Regions from separate parts of the Homo sapiens genome. Here region 2 is linked to region 1. The links are chromatin loops, found by intact Hi-C in ENCODE. Cell type or tissue: K562. All regions are shown on one strand. Links, peaks and the distances in the headings refer to the core of each region. The heading gives the core; the rest is flanking DNA.

Region 1 (8,092 bases), core at 1,833-6,832:
AGTTTTGTAGGATGGAAGAAACATGTCAAATGCCTTGCCAAAAGACTTAGAGGGGAGGGGTTGTGAGTGGTAAAGGAATGAAACCCTTCAAGGTTAGGATAATAAAGCAAATCATTCTGTTGTGAAAATACATAAAAGGAGGTTTCTAAATGAGGATGGATTAATTTTGCCCCCAGTAGATGAAATTAGATCATGAAAACTTCTGTTTAGATAAGAGTGAGGTGAGTAACAATGAAAATATGAGGAAATAGAAAGAAGTAGAATGAAGTAGCTACTCAAATCACTGAAATAGAGGAATGAAAAGGACCAGTCGTTTCTACCACAGCTTGATAGCCACATTTGTGCAATGGTCTCTTGCTATTACAGTTAGCATCCCTCCCTCACCCACCCCCAAAAAGAGTAGGAGGGAAATCTGAATACCCAAGACATTTTTACAATCCCTGACAATTTTATGACCTTTGCATGCACAGCATTACTTATTTTTCTCTGCATTACATTGAGAAACTCTGGTCATGTTCAGTTGAATTTCTAACCTGAAGTCTGTGTCCTCAGAAATGTGGAGATCATTATTCTGGGCTGGCTGTCTTTGGCTGTGTTGGTATTATCTACATCTAAAAACAAAATTGGCATGGAAGTGGGAATAGAAAGAATGAGAAAAGAGGAGGCGAGAGGGTGGCTCAACAGTTGAGACAGGTTTTCAAGAGTAAACCTCAAAAGGGCTTCTGGCCAGCAGGGTCAGGAGCAAACTTTTCTTATAGCCTGAGGCTTTTTTAAAGGGCCCGGTGGGGAATTGTGCTTTGAAGCAAGATTCTATTAGGGAGGGTTTGGAGAAGTGCTGGCTGTTCTGTTAGGGCCATTATGCTCTGTTGAAGCTATGGGCAGGGGTGACATTCGGGGTTCTGGCCAGGTGGCCAAATAGAAACTCAAAGCTTAAGACGGTGGGGTGTTCTGAAGATGGCGGCACTCTTGTCCTATCAGTTTGAAATGGTTTACAGTGGAAAAGCAATGGGACGAGTGTTATCCGATCTCTATATAACCATCTAGCATAATTTGGCCTCCTGTATGTTACCCTATTTTCTTCTTTGTCTGTAAGCTTTCTCAGATGAGGTGAACAGATGGTATATTGGGAGACAGGCTGAAATGAATGGAAAAAAAAGTGCATAGTACTTCAGTAGAAGGTGAAAAAGATGAGACCAAAGTGGACCCGATTCCCAGCCTCCCAGAGATCGTATTGGCGGCATCTGTTTGTTTTTAAATCAATTTTCTTCTTATTTCTTCCTCAATAAGACTTTGCTGAATGTTTTCACTTTAGTGTTTAAGTGAAAAAAATAGCACGTGGTTTATCTGGTGCCTTACCTTAATGAAAAAATACTGCCTTTAATATTTCCTCTGTGTTAACTGACTGGCTTAGCTCTTGATGTGATGAAAACAGATTATCCGAAGACCCATTCCACTAAAAGCAGATTCTGTTGATGGCGCGTCCATCCTAATGATTCAGGAGCTCAGTTTGCCTCCAGCAGAGAAACACCCAAAACAAGAAGGAAAAAAAAAGATAGTGGGAATGAGAATACAATTGTGGTTGCTACTTAATGGTTGAGATTTCTTATAACACTATCACAGGAAAACTGCTTGCCAGGGTTATGACAGTAATATCAAGATTTAGCTTAAGACTAAAAAATTACAATAATTTCTCTTCTTCCCTCCTGTTACTCCAACCTAGGAAGCCAGCTAAGTAAACACTATCGTTGTAAAGCAGATGGAACCTTTCCAAGGAGAGAAAAGCTATAGAGATGACTGAAAAAAAAAAAATCAAGGTGCAGGCACCACACAAGGGCAGGGCTGTAGTTTCAGCAGAGGAAACATTTGCTTATTATACTCATGGAACTAAAGATGCCTTGTGCTCACAGGCTGGCCTTTGGTATCCTATCTTAACACGATGCAATTATAAACTGTGCATAAAACTGTGATTATGACCCTAAAAATGGGTCTATCTTCCTAATGTCACCCATCAATTGTACAATGCCAGAAATCTCTCCAGTAACTGGTCTTGTTCAGCACTGAATTATTTTTCTATGATTCATTTGACACTTAACATTAGTTTCCTAGGGCTGCCATCACAAAGTACCACAAACTGGTGGCTTCAACAACAGAAATTTATTGTCTCAAAGTTCTGGAAGCTAGAAGTCTCAGATGAAGGTGTCGCCAGGGTTGGTTCCTTCTGAGGACTGTGAGGGAGAATCTGTTCCATGCTTCTCCTAGCATCTGGTGGTTTGCTGGAAATCTTTGCCATTCCTTGGCTTGTAGTTGCATCCCCTAGTCTGTGCATTTGTCTTCTCATGGCGTTCTGCCTGTATCTTTTCTTATAGTTCTCCCACAATGCATGTCTCTGGGTTGAAATTTCCCCTTTTTCTAAAAACTCATATTGGGTTAGTGCCAATCGTATCTTATTTTAATCTGATTAACTCTGTAAAGACCCTCATTCCAAATAAGGGTCACATTCTGAGGTTCTGGGGGTTAGTGCGTCAATGAATCTTTTTGGACAACACAATTCAACCCAAGACATAACCTAAACTAGTTGGTGATAATTCAGCTGTTTTTTTTTTTCAGCTGTCCTCAAATGAGAATCACTATCTGTCCCTAAAATGAGAATACTAGTCAAAACTTCTGATGTAAAGCTGCTCTCTCAAATGACTCCAAATCCTTCCAGAATAGAGCTGTACCTCTTCTGTACCTAAGCAGCAGGGATGACAACGTGATATTTAATTCCATGTTTTCTTTTGGGTGTTTTACTAGGGTTCCAGGGCTTCTAGTGATTTGCTTCTGCTGACAATCAAGAGGGTGTTGCATCCACTGCGCCAGCTATTGATGGCTCCCAAAATGTGTAGTACAGCCGTGGAAAACCCACTCCTCCCACCAGCAATGCCACCTGTACCAGATGACTGTTCACTGGCCTTTCTTTTGAGGTTGGAGAAAACCTCATTGTTGAGGGAGTTTGCCCCAGTGGTATCAGCTCTTAGAGATCTTAAACGTTAAACCCCTTATTTTAGCTTGCTGTCCCTGCTACTGGGACTACCAGAAACATTTCCCAAGATTGGGGCTGGAGATAGTTGAAGGTATCATTTGCTGTGTCACGTCACCTGATATTATAAATGTAATGCAATGTATATCGTGAACTTGAAAGCACACACATTATAAGTGGCCTGATAAGCCATATCTGGGGGCTTGAACTTACAAGGGAGGAAGATGACATCCCGAGTTTTAAAAATGATTGCATGATAGCATGGTGAAAAAGTTGTGTGTTCACCAAGAAGTCACTACTTAGGCATCAGATGTAGTTTAGTCATCTGTTTACTACTGCACATAACCCTCCCGTACTTGGGCCATGTTCAGAAGCCAGAATATTCATGGATTTGATATAAGCATGAAGATTTTTGGCTTCCACAAGTGTGCCTCACCTGGGTAGCAAATTTCTCATGTGTGTCCCAAGGCCATAGATTGAAGTTTTTCTTTTATCTCTTTACCCACCAAAGTTCAGCCACAGTAAAAACACCACTGTGGAGACTTTTATCAAATAATTCAAGGATTTAAGAAAAGGGAAATCATGTAACTAGGAAACAGACTACTGAAAAGATTATTTGTGGGGTCGTGAATATGTATTTCATTGACCCTTTACTTGTCTGTGATAGTAATGTGTAACTGGAATTCACTCAACCCAATGGCAACCAGTGCACTCTGCAGGCATGTGGAGGTGCATGCTCAGTGGTTTGGAAAACTTAGTAATAAAAGTCAAATGGTCTTCTTTATATTGTGGGAAGAAAGTGCTATTTCTTGAGAAAAATGGCAATTTTCACTTCTATTTTTCTTTTCATGAGTCAGATGTCTATATCATGTGGGTTTAAAAAATAGAGAGAGAGAAGTAATAAAAAATAATATTACTAACAGAAGACAGCATATTTCAGTGTTGACTTTTAAATCTATATTGCAACATACACATTTTGTTTTTATTATAAACATAAGGCCATTTTTTCTGCAAAAGGAACAGAATGCTAACTATTTGTGATGAGACTGAAAGCAAATAAGAAGGACTCCATTGTATTACCATTCAGTGAAAATTGGTTGCTTCTCCAGAATGACATAAAGAACTTTTCCTGCAGTCAGTTAGAAAGTAACTTGAAATTGGTAAAACATATAAAACAGCTCTCAAGTTGAATAGCAGGAGGTTGAAAGTTGAGTTTGTACACCACTCACATGATACTTAGGGAAAAAATTCAGTAAGTACAAAAAAATACCTTTGTCTCAGTGTTAATGGAAGCAGAAGAAGTCATGCAAGGCAATAAAATATGAAAGACCGTGCTGGGGAGAATTACAGGAAAGAGTCTCTGGAACCACGGTTTTTCAACAGATTCATTCTGATACTTCCCTAAGGCTGCAGAAATCTACCTATTGTCCATGTCACTCCTGAACACAGAGGCTGAACAATAGTTACCAAAACTTCCTTCTCCTAGGAAAGAGGGAGCTATAGTACTGTTATTGTTTGTTCCTGTTGCAGGAGAAAAGACGTGATAACAGGGAGGCCTGCATGTGACTGGGTGATAACAGGAAAAGCTATCTCTCCAGAGGGGAGCTTGCCCATTGCTTATTACTGACAAAATGAAGAGTGCCAAAGATGTGGGTCATTTCTGGGGAAAGATAAAGTGTTGGAAGCCTGGTGTGGTGACTGAAGATCAGGAACTCTGAGAGCTAGGTCAGGCTCCATTATTACCAGCCCTGTGACCTTGGGCAAGTCACACTGGGGTCTGAGTCTTGGTTTCCTTCTCTATGTTATGAGCATAAACCACTAGACTAGAAGTATTGGTGATATTGGGGTGATGCAGATTTGCAGGGACACACACACACATAAATCACAGTGTCAAAATGGGAGCAGAAACCATTTTATGACTAGCTGGACTAGTGCCTGTACCCTGTAGTAATCTGGACTACCGCTTGTTGCTTAAGTTCAGGTAAACTTAATGGGTCTTCTCCTTTTGCTTGAAATTCAACTGTTACTGCCAGCCAGTCCCTGGAGACCAGAGCATTCAGAGTTCACACACACACAAAAGAAAGCTAGAGAAATGCCAGCCCACTCTCCCAATCCAGACATTGCGCAAGCTTGCCACACAAGGCTGGGTGCAACAGGTCAAAGGGAGAGGATTCGTGTAATGCACATGCCTTTTAAAACACAGTTATCTGGATCACCAGTAAGCACAGTCCAGTCAGAATGGAATTTGGAGACAGAGGCAGGAGATGGAGGGGTAGGAGATTTCCCTGCTACCAACTGATTTCAAAGTTCTATGGTGGTAATCAGATCAGACAGTGAGGTGAAATCCCTTTTCTGAACTGTAAAGTTCTCTAGAGATATCATAGGTTATATTGTTATTATTAGAGTGAGTCAGAAGAGAGATTTTGCTAATGAACCACCACAACAAATCACTGTGGCAGAAACATGCTTGAAATGTCTTTGAGCCTCCTACTTTTAGGAATGCCAATCCAGTCTTAGTGGTGAGCCTTTAGAAAACATTGGGTTTTCAATCCTATTCAACAAACCAGAAGTAGGAGGTGATTACTTTAAAGCCCAGCTTCCCACATTGACATTGATACTGGTATTAACTCTGACATGTAAAATTAGAGTGCTGTGGTTCAGGGACCTGCCTCTGTGTCTTGCCTGCTTGAACTCAAAGGCAAGCTAATGTGATAAACCAATAGAGAGACACCATTTGAAGAAAAGAGTAAGTTATTAGTTCTTTGGGTACTTTACTCTGAGGAGCAATTCCAATTTACTCTTCAAGTTTAGAGGTGTTCAAATTTAATATTTGAATACTAAATTCCCAGTTTCTCCCCTCTCTTTGTTCTCCCTTTCCTTTGTTATCAAAGAGACTTCAAGAATTAGAACCAACCCAAATCCTGAGCAATACAGAAGTAGGTGAGCATATTGCACTGCATCCATTCAACTGGGCACTGTGCAACCAAAGGTGAACTGTTTGTGATGTTACAGACTAAATGAGAACAGTATCTTATAAGTGGTAAGCAGGGTTTGATTTTCTGATAGCTGTCTGGAAAAAAACCTAAAAGTATATGTCTACACACAAATTATCTATGAATACAAAATATTTATTTCCTTCTTTTCACTTTCCTCCATGTTCTATATTTTATAAAGATATATAGAATATGTTATCCTCAAAAATAAGTGTTAATTTTTTTATTCATTAAAGCATAACTTCAATTCTAAGGTATATCTTGGGAAATGTGACACCTCAAAACCATCATGTTTTTCAGATTAATATAGAAAATATGTGGTCAGTACCTATAAAGTAGGCCTACTTGTGAAGGATAGGGTCAGAAGAGTGGCCATGAGTTGTTAGGTACTTCTGGAGAAGCCTGAGAGCAGCCTGACTTGAACGCCGCCAGCATGGCCCCAGTGAGAAATAACGAGGTCCTCAAGTAAGAGTCTCCCTGTGCTCCAAGAAGCATGCATTGTGGAAATAATTCATTATCTCACCTAACAGCCAGTCCAGAAATAGCAGGATCCGCATGACTGGTTGATTCCATCAAGAACACAGGGTCATCCCATCTCTGAGCTCTGCCATCCCCTGTGCTTGTAGCAAGCTGGATGCAGCAGCTCCAGCCACTCTATCCAGATGTGACACCATCAGAGAAGAACAGACTGTCTGACTCTGGTTCTGTAATGAGAAAGACTTTCTCAGAGGCTCTCCAATGGGCTTTCCCTCTTGCCTTGTTGGCTGGATTGGACCACCTGACTATTCCGTGTCACTGAAAAGGGCAGTTGGATAACCCTTAGACCATTCTCATCAGCACCAGGATAGGCAGCTGCCCTGGAGGCATTGTTCAGCTACATGGGAGAATGGAGAATGCCTAAACAAAAACAGGGTCCTTTAAGAACAATGAAGAGGCAATTGATTCTAGGTGGGTAACCAAAAGTGTCTAGCACAGTCCACTGAACATGAACTATTTAGATTCTTATGGCAAGTGGGTAAGATTCTCTTTTATTGGTCTGACTTCTTCCCTGAGCAGTCATCAGAGACTGTATGTCTTGACCAAAGGTAGTGACTCCTCTCAAAACAGCCATTTTCCCACCACTCTCTTCTACTGGGTTCCAGAAACTACTCTCTGCTCTTATTTGTCAGATCTGTGGATAGCTTCAGCAGTTTCTAACCCCATGGCATTGCCCCATCTCTTTCCACACAGCCAGCCCACAGCTTTGTAAATTATTAAACACTCCTTAAATTATTCTGATTTAAGGCTATGTAATTAATTTCCTGTTAGAAAGCTGATACTGTGCCCATTCATACTGCTCACTCGTATTACAGCTATCTACCACAGGGAAAACTATAGACATCAATAGCCTTCCAAACTGTTTTTCTTACCTTTACACATCTATATATGTGTATACATATACATGTACACATGTATATGTATATATGTAAACATGTAATTGTTTTGATTTTAATAAATTATCATGTTATATATATATTGTTCTGTTATTTGCCTTTTTACTCCTACTCTGTTAGGAAATATTTTCATGTCAATGTGTTTTGATTTATCTTTACTCTTTATAGTGGCTAAATATTATTTGTTACTGTGAATTACCATAATTCATTAACCTCTTATCAGTACATATTTAGCTTTATTTATAATTTATTATTATAAGAACAATGTCACAATATACATCCTTACACATACATCTTTTTCATATGTGTAAATATTTCTTTAAGAGAAAAAAATTCCTAGAAATGGAATTGTTGGGTCCAAGGGCATTGCTTTTAAATTTTGGTTGAGACCAGAAAATTGCCTTCCAAAAGAGTGTCACTGATTTCCACGCCCACCAACATGGAAGAGTGGGCCAGTTTCTTTATTCTTGCTTACATTATTCATCTTTTTCAATTTGGGCATTCTAATGGGTGGAAAATATCTCATTGTTGTTTTGATGTGCATTTTCCTGATTACTATTGTGGTTGAGCATCTTTTCATATGTTTGTTGGCCATTTGGATTTTTTCTTCTGGGAATTGCCTCTTCAGATCTTTTGTGTATTTTTTC
Region 2 (6,763 bases), core at 1,547-6,546, 120 kb after region 1:
GGTTGCCAAGTTCAATAGGGTTTCTAAGTTTTGCTCTGGGCCTAAGGTGGACTTTTGAAGTTTTTTCTAATGTCTGCAGCTGACGGAGTGATAAACTTATCATTCAAGATTAGTTGGCCTTCAATAGAGTCAGGTGACAGAGAGGTATGCTTCCTCAATGCCTCCCTTAGTCTCTCCAGAAAGGCAGTAGGATTTTCTTCCTTTCCCTGTTATAGTGGGTGTTATAGTGGATATCATTTAATAATTCATAAGCTTCTTCCTAGTTTTCCTTAGTCCTAGCACGCAAGTTAGCGAATGTCTGTGGCACCAATCTCCATGTTCTGATTCTGTGTCCCAGTGACGGTCTACACTGGGAACTGCCTGCTGGCCTGTGGTGAATCGTTCTTTCCTCTGTTGTCATCCTATCATTGACCTGGCTGAGATACCAGAGATTGCCAAACTCTCAGGCTGCACTTATGGCGGCACTTCTCTCATTTGGGGTTAGTGTCTGATTTAGCAGTAACATGATATCTCTCCATGTCAGATCAAAGGATTGCCCCAACCTTTGTAAAACATCAATATAGCCATCAGGGTTATCTGAGAATTTACCTAGGTCTATTTTAATTTGCTTTAAGTCTGAGAGAGAAAAAGATACATGCACTCTCTGGCTGGGCCAAATTCTCCTCCTCCCACTGCTTGGAGGGGGCAAAATCAGGGAATATTGGCACTGTTTTGTTCATCGTTTATCCATTTGTCTATCTCCTTTGGACCATTCGGGTAAAAGGGGGGTCCTTATTATTTGGGGAAGGAGTCAGGGGGATGCTGGGATAGGGAGGTAGAATCTGAGGGCTTCCTGTAGGACATAAACCACACTTTTTACATAATTATGAGTTGTCTCTTAATGAAAAGAAAGTTTGCAAATATGGCACTTCACTCCATTTGCCCTCCTTTCTACAGAAGAGGTCTGGCTGTAAGATGGTGTTATAATTTATACTTCCCTCAGGAGGCCAAGTTTCTGCCCCTTGAAGAGGATATCGTGGCCAGGCGGTACTGCAGAAGAATATAAGTCATTTCTTTCTTAGCGTCTGAGGGTCAAATTGGTCCTAATTCTCCAGAATACATCTCAGGGGCATTTCTGCCTTGGGGTGGGGGGAACATTTCCCATCTGAAAAAAGGACATAGGGGTGCCAGCACCCTTAGTCATTTTCCATCGAGCGTTAGTCCTAGAGCATCCTCTAAGGGCCTAATGTTTATTCTTTTCCAGGGTGCATAACCACCCATGGACCTCTGCTTATTGGATTAGTTATGCTAACTGATGTAGCAGTTCTGCACCTGTTTTCCCGCCTCTCTTGACCACAAAGAAAGGGGTCCGGGCTGCTGGATTCTAGTGGTCCTTTACCAGCGTGCCCAACATTGCCTTTGGGCTCAGGGGTGAGATCCTTTCCAGGGTGCGTAACCACCCATGGACCTCTGCTTATCGGATTAGTTATGCTCACCAATGTAGCAGTCCTGCACCTGTTTTCCCGCCTCTCTTGACCACAAACAAAGGGGTCTGGGCTGCTGGATTCTAGTGGTCCTTTGCCAGCGTGCCCAACATTGCCTTTGCACTCAGGGGTGAGTCCTAGAGCTGGGCTGGGTTCTTGAGTATTTCATAACAACCCAGCTGCCCCATCAAGATGCATTCCTATAAAAAACAATTCTTATGTAAATTCATTTCAGAGAGGGTGTAGCGAACCTTTTGATTCAGGATTGAGATAGTCTTTTGATTCTGTAAGTACTTTAAGGCTTGGCTGAGTGCAAACAGCTCACATGTTTGAGGAGACCAATTATTAGGCAATTTTTCTCACTCTGCTTCCACACCAGTCTCTGTATCAATTACTGAATACCCATTGTGGTTTTCTCCTCAATCGCCTGGGAGGAACCATCTATCCTCCGGTCCTGAAGGGAGTTCCTCCTAGGTCTGGTCGGACCTTTGTATGGTAATTAAGATTTAAATCCCCTGTTAGGAAATCTGCTGGGTTAAGGGAATTATCAGTGGTTGGAGTTACATTACCCTTTTCTAACACAATAGCCCCATACTTTAAGATTTTTGATTTAGTAAGCTACCTTTTTGCTTTTTTTTTTTTTTTGACTTAGAATAGTTTAACTGGTGAGGTGTGCTGTCAACGAAGTTTCCTCAAAAAGTTCCTTTTCTACTTTTAGCAAAGCAATTGCCGCTACCGACCGAATGCATTTGGCCCATCCGCGGGTTACTGGGTTAAGGATTTTTGATAGGAAAGCTACAGGTTGTCAGTGGCCTCAGTGCTTTTGGGCTACGCCCTTATTTACATTGACAACAAAGTGGCATTGAAGTGTTATAGGGTCACGGAGAAGACCTTCAATTATCAATTACAGGTTTTAAATTTACCCTGGCTTTTAAAGGAATAGGGCACACTTTTTTTTTAAAACTATTTCTATCTTTTTCTTTCTTTCTGTCTTTGACTCTGTCTTTGTCCCTCTCTCCATCTCTCTCTCTCCGTCTCTCTCTCTCGCTCTCTCAGTCTCTCTCTCTTAGCCATTACAAACTTGGGGCCCTGGCAAGGGTGGTGGGGAACGGGTCCCACATAACTGCCCATAACTGCCCATGTCAAGAGCTGTATACCTAAATCGGGAGGGACACCAGGGATAAGACTGCCTGGGTTATAGTCTAGCTGCCTAAGGACGCAGCGTAGAGCTTCCTTAGATCCCCTTGGAGATACGACTTGCTAGAGGAAATGAAAGTCTGAACCATTAGTACCTAGGAGGCAGGGATCAGAGGAAGTAGATTCAGAGGTAAGGAGAATTTTGGGGCTACACTTTCAAGAAAGTCGTGGTCGGGACCCAGGAGGTATGGGTCAGAAGGAAAGGTGGGGCGCATGCACAGGCGACTGCTGAGTAGAGACTTCTGGCTGTGCCATGATCTCAACCGGCTACTGCCGGGAGTTCAGGACAACAGCTTTCTGTCTCTAGGCGGCCCTTGGCTTCCCCAAGAAAACTGAAAGTGGAAGCCGGCGCGAGGCAGACCAACGTCCCCAATAGAAGGGTTGGGGGTTGTTAGAAATCCCTTCCCCAGATAGCCTCACACCTGAGTCTTAAGTCCTGTGGCCATGCTAATCGTTTTTAACTGGCCGACAGGTGCCTGGTATTTTCCTCCAGTTCTAAGGAAGGATAGGACAGAATAGCAAGTGAAAGTGGTCCGATATTACTCACCGCTTTGGAGGTCCCTTCGTGGTCGCCAAAATGTTACCGGGGGGTCCTTGCTCACAGAGCTCCCAAGATGGTGGTGGGCCACTTCCAAAATGGCGGCGGGCCACTTCCAAGATGGTGGCAAGCCCCGTGTTCTCTGACCTGGGGTTCTTGGCCTCACAGATTCCAAGGAATGGAATCTTGGGCCATGCGGTGAGTGTTATAGCTCTATTAGAAGTCGTGGGTCACGGAAGAGAACCATGGAACCCAGTGACTAGTGTTCAGCTCGATTAGGACGAACCCAGGCACTTAGCCATGCAGGAACAATGGCAAGCCTTTAGCCCAATCGGGAGTGGCAATGGGCGCCTCACTGGATCAGGAGCACAGCAGACACCCTGCCGGATTCAGAGGGATGGGTGTCAGCGGCGGGTCTGCGAAGGCGGCAAACAACAGTGGTGGACGGCGAGCGAAAGCTCAGTTTGAGCCGTAACAAACATGGACCAGAAGAGGGCAGTTGCAAGATTTAATAGAGTGAAATAGAGTGAAAACAGAGCTCCCATATAAGGAGGGGACCCAAAGGGGGTTGCCCAAAATATATAAAAATTTCTAACAATAAATTTTAAAATTCTGACCTAATAGAAAAATTGGCAAAATGCTTGAACAAAAACTTCTCAAAAGCAAGTATTCAAAACGTCACAAATATATATGACCAAAAAAATTGTTCTGCCTTTTCAATCATCATTTAAATATAAATTGAAACCACAATGAGGTGCTACTGCATACTTAGAATAGCAGTTTAAAAATTACCAAGAATTGAAAAGTATGAGGAGCAACTGAAAATCTCATACACTACTTCTGGGGATGTAAACTGGCAACAACATTTAGAAAAAGCTTCTTGGCATTGTTTCTAAAGCTGAACATATACATGCCCCTAGCACCCAGCAATTCCACTCCTTAGTGCATAGCCAGCCAAAATTCATACATATTTAATCCAAAGGAAATGTACAAAAATATTTATGGCAACATTATTTATAATAGCTCCGACTGGAAATAAACCCAATGCCCATTAATAGTAGAAAGAATAAGTAAGTGTTGGTATGGTCGTATAATGAAATACTACCTAGCAATAAAGATAAACAAACTGCTAAAAACAACATATATGAACCTCACAAATACAATGCTGAGATAAAGGAGATATAAGTATACGGGCCACTCACATAAAAAGTTCAAAAGTAGTCAAAACTAATCAGTGGTATAGACCTCAGGATAGCAATCATCTAAGTCTGGGAATTGGTAGCCCAGGTGGGGTGCACAGAGGAGGCTTCCAGGGGGCTTCCTTTCTCATCTGTATGGTGGTGACACAGAGGGACTGATTCATAATAAATTAATCACACATACACTTATGATTGGTGTCCTTTTTTTATACAACCATATAAAAATTATCTAAAATCGGCCAGGCATGGTGGCTCATGCCTGTAATTCCAGCACTTTGGGAGGCTGAGGCAAGCAGATCATGAGGTCAGGAGATCGAGACCATCCTGGCTAACACGGTGAAACCCCGTTTCTACTAAAAGCACAAAAGATTAGCCGGGCATGGTGGCAGGCGCCTGTAGTCCCTGCTATCCGGGAGGCTGAGGCAGGAGAATGGCGTGAACCTGGGAGGCAGAGCTTGCAGTGAGCCGAGATCACGCCACTGCACTCCAGCCTGGGTGACAGATCGAGACTCCGTCGCAAAAGAAAAAAAAAAAAAAAACCTAAAATCAACCTATGAAGTATCATATCTATTGATGAAAATGGTGATGTAAGTATAAAAAAAGACAAAAAGTTAAAATGTGGTTGTTCCTGTATGTTAGAAATAAGAATTAATTAATTTACAATTAATTTAAAGATTACTATTTTCTTTTCTGTGTTGTTCTCAGTTTTCAATTTTTCATGTTTGACCAAGAATCACGTTTCCATTTTAAAAGGGAAATTTAAAGTATTTTAAATAGAGTAAGACCTCTGCAGGCTGACCCATCAGTTAGCCGGACCAGGAAGATAGATCATAGTTAACAGATGAATCCAATTATTTCTTTTTTTTTTTTTTTTTGGCAGCGTCTCTCTCTGCTGCCCAGGCTGGAGTGCAATAGCGCCATCTTGGCTCACTGCAACCTCAGCCTTCCCAGTTCAAGCGATTCTCCCTGACTCAGCTTCCCGAGTAGTTGGGTTTACAGGCATCCACCACCACGGACCCAGCTAATTTTTGTATTTTTAGTAGAAACGGGGTTTTGCCATGTTGTCCAGGCTGGTCTCAAACTCCTGACCTGACCTCAGGTGATCCGCCCTCCTTGGTCTCCCAAAGTGCTGGGATTACAGGCATGAGCCACCGCGCCTGGCCTAAGAAAATGCTTCTTAAAGAAGTTACTGGGCTGAGTAGGAGTAAGTGATAAGCAAATAAAAAATGAATCAGTCCAGAGGAGAATAAAACATTGTACTTCAAGTTAAACTCAGTGAGAAATGATCATATGTTGTATTTCATTACCCCTTTATAGTTTCAGCATGGTTTCTTGTCCATTTTCTCATTTTAACCTCACAGAATTGTATGAAAGAATTGCGGAAGGGGCTATCATTATCATTTCATAAATAAACACATGAGTACTAGAGACAGAAAGTAACATGCCAAAACCTAGAGCCTGGCAACTATTTGTGGAAAAATAACAGTGACCCAGAAATTCTTGTCCCAATTGGTTTACCTTTTATGAGAAATGGCAGTAGATACTTTTAAATATTCAAAGATACTCAAAATATACCCTACAAGTACTCATCTCAAACATTATTCAAAAACCAATTATAGACAAAAAAGTTGTAAATTTTTTACATTACTACCAGTAAATAATTTAAAATAATTTAAAAACAGGAAATAGAAACTAAGACCTTAGGCGTTAAAATGTAGGAACATAAATGAATTTACAATGAGTTTTAAAACCAAATAAACTTATGAAATTAAATATAAATAACTAATAAATATTACCAAGTTGAATCTAGAAAATAAAAACAATTCTAAAAAATCTTGTACTCTGAAATATATAATAGTCTGAATCCATAACTATTAACATAGTCAATATTGGCATGTGTTTGACATATCAGGAAGTCAAAAATTTTTTTTTATTCCTAAACTTTGAAAATTAAAGATATGCTTACGGTATTTTTTTAACTTTTAAAAAACCATCAGCAGAATTTGAAACAAAATAACCCCCTTATATTCTCTACAGAGTAAAAGATATGCAAATGCAAGAAGCACACATAAACGTAAAACAAGATGATTGGAATGAGAACTAGTAGCTCATTTAGATCAATGTAAATGACTTAAACTTTTAATTAATAACAAAAACTCTAAGATCGGATTGGAAAATAAATTCTAGCCAGAAGATTCTTACAAAAGACACTCAAAAGTGATGCTGAAACTTTAAAATTGAAAAATGAATAATATAGTTGGATATTTGTCCCTGCTCAAATCTCATGTTGAAATGAAATCCCCAGTGTTAGAGGTGAGCTTGGTAGGAGGAGTTTGGATCATGGGGGTAGATCCCTTTTGGCTTGA

What was found. Peaks named below come from ENCODE experiments on the same cell type or tissue, not always from the same donor. Only the 100,000 strongest peaks of a DNase experiment are listed, where the experiment ranks them.
Region 2: it touches region 1 in a loop (14-fold over the local background); 1 of 110 quality-filtered maps calls a loop at or near these places.

The regions. Positions count from the first base shown.
Region 1 is chr6:88,297,505-88,305,596 of GRCh38, forward strand. It overlaps LOC105377884 (a long non-coding RNA gene), which reads right to left and starts at 2,119. Exons shown (of 3, transcript XR_942758.3): 1 at 1,357-2,119. LOC105377885 (a long non-coding RNA gene) reads right to left here. Exons shown (of 6, transcript XR_007059669.1): 5 at 6,536-6,716; 6 at 2,235-3,880. In K562, for the core only: a CTCF peak has its summit at 4,517; a DNase peak (open chromatin) is centred at 4,597.
Region 2 is chr6:88,417,737-88,424,499 of GRCh38, forward strand. The region is part of intron 2 of LOC105377885 (a long non-coding RNA gene); the gene reads right to left. Among named protein-coding and RNA genes, the nearest start is that of CNR1, 250 kb to the left of the region's middle. In K562, for the core only: CTCF peaks have their summits at 3,700 (motif pointing right) and 5,311; no DNase peak of the experiment used is centred there; H3K4me3 peaks cover 1,188 bases.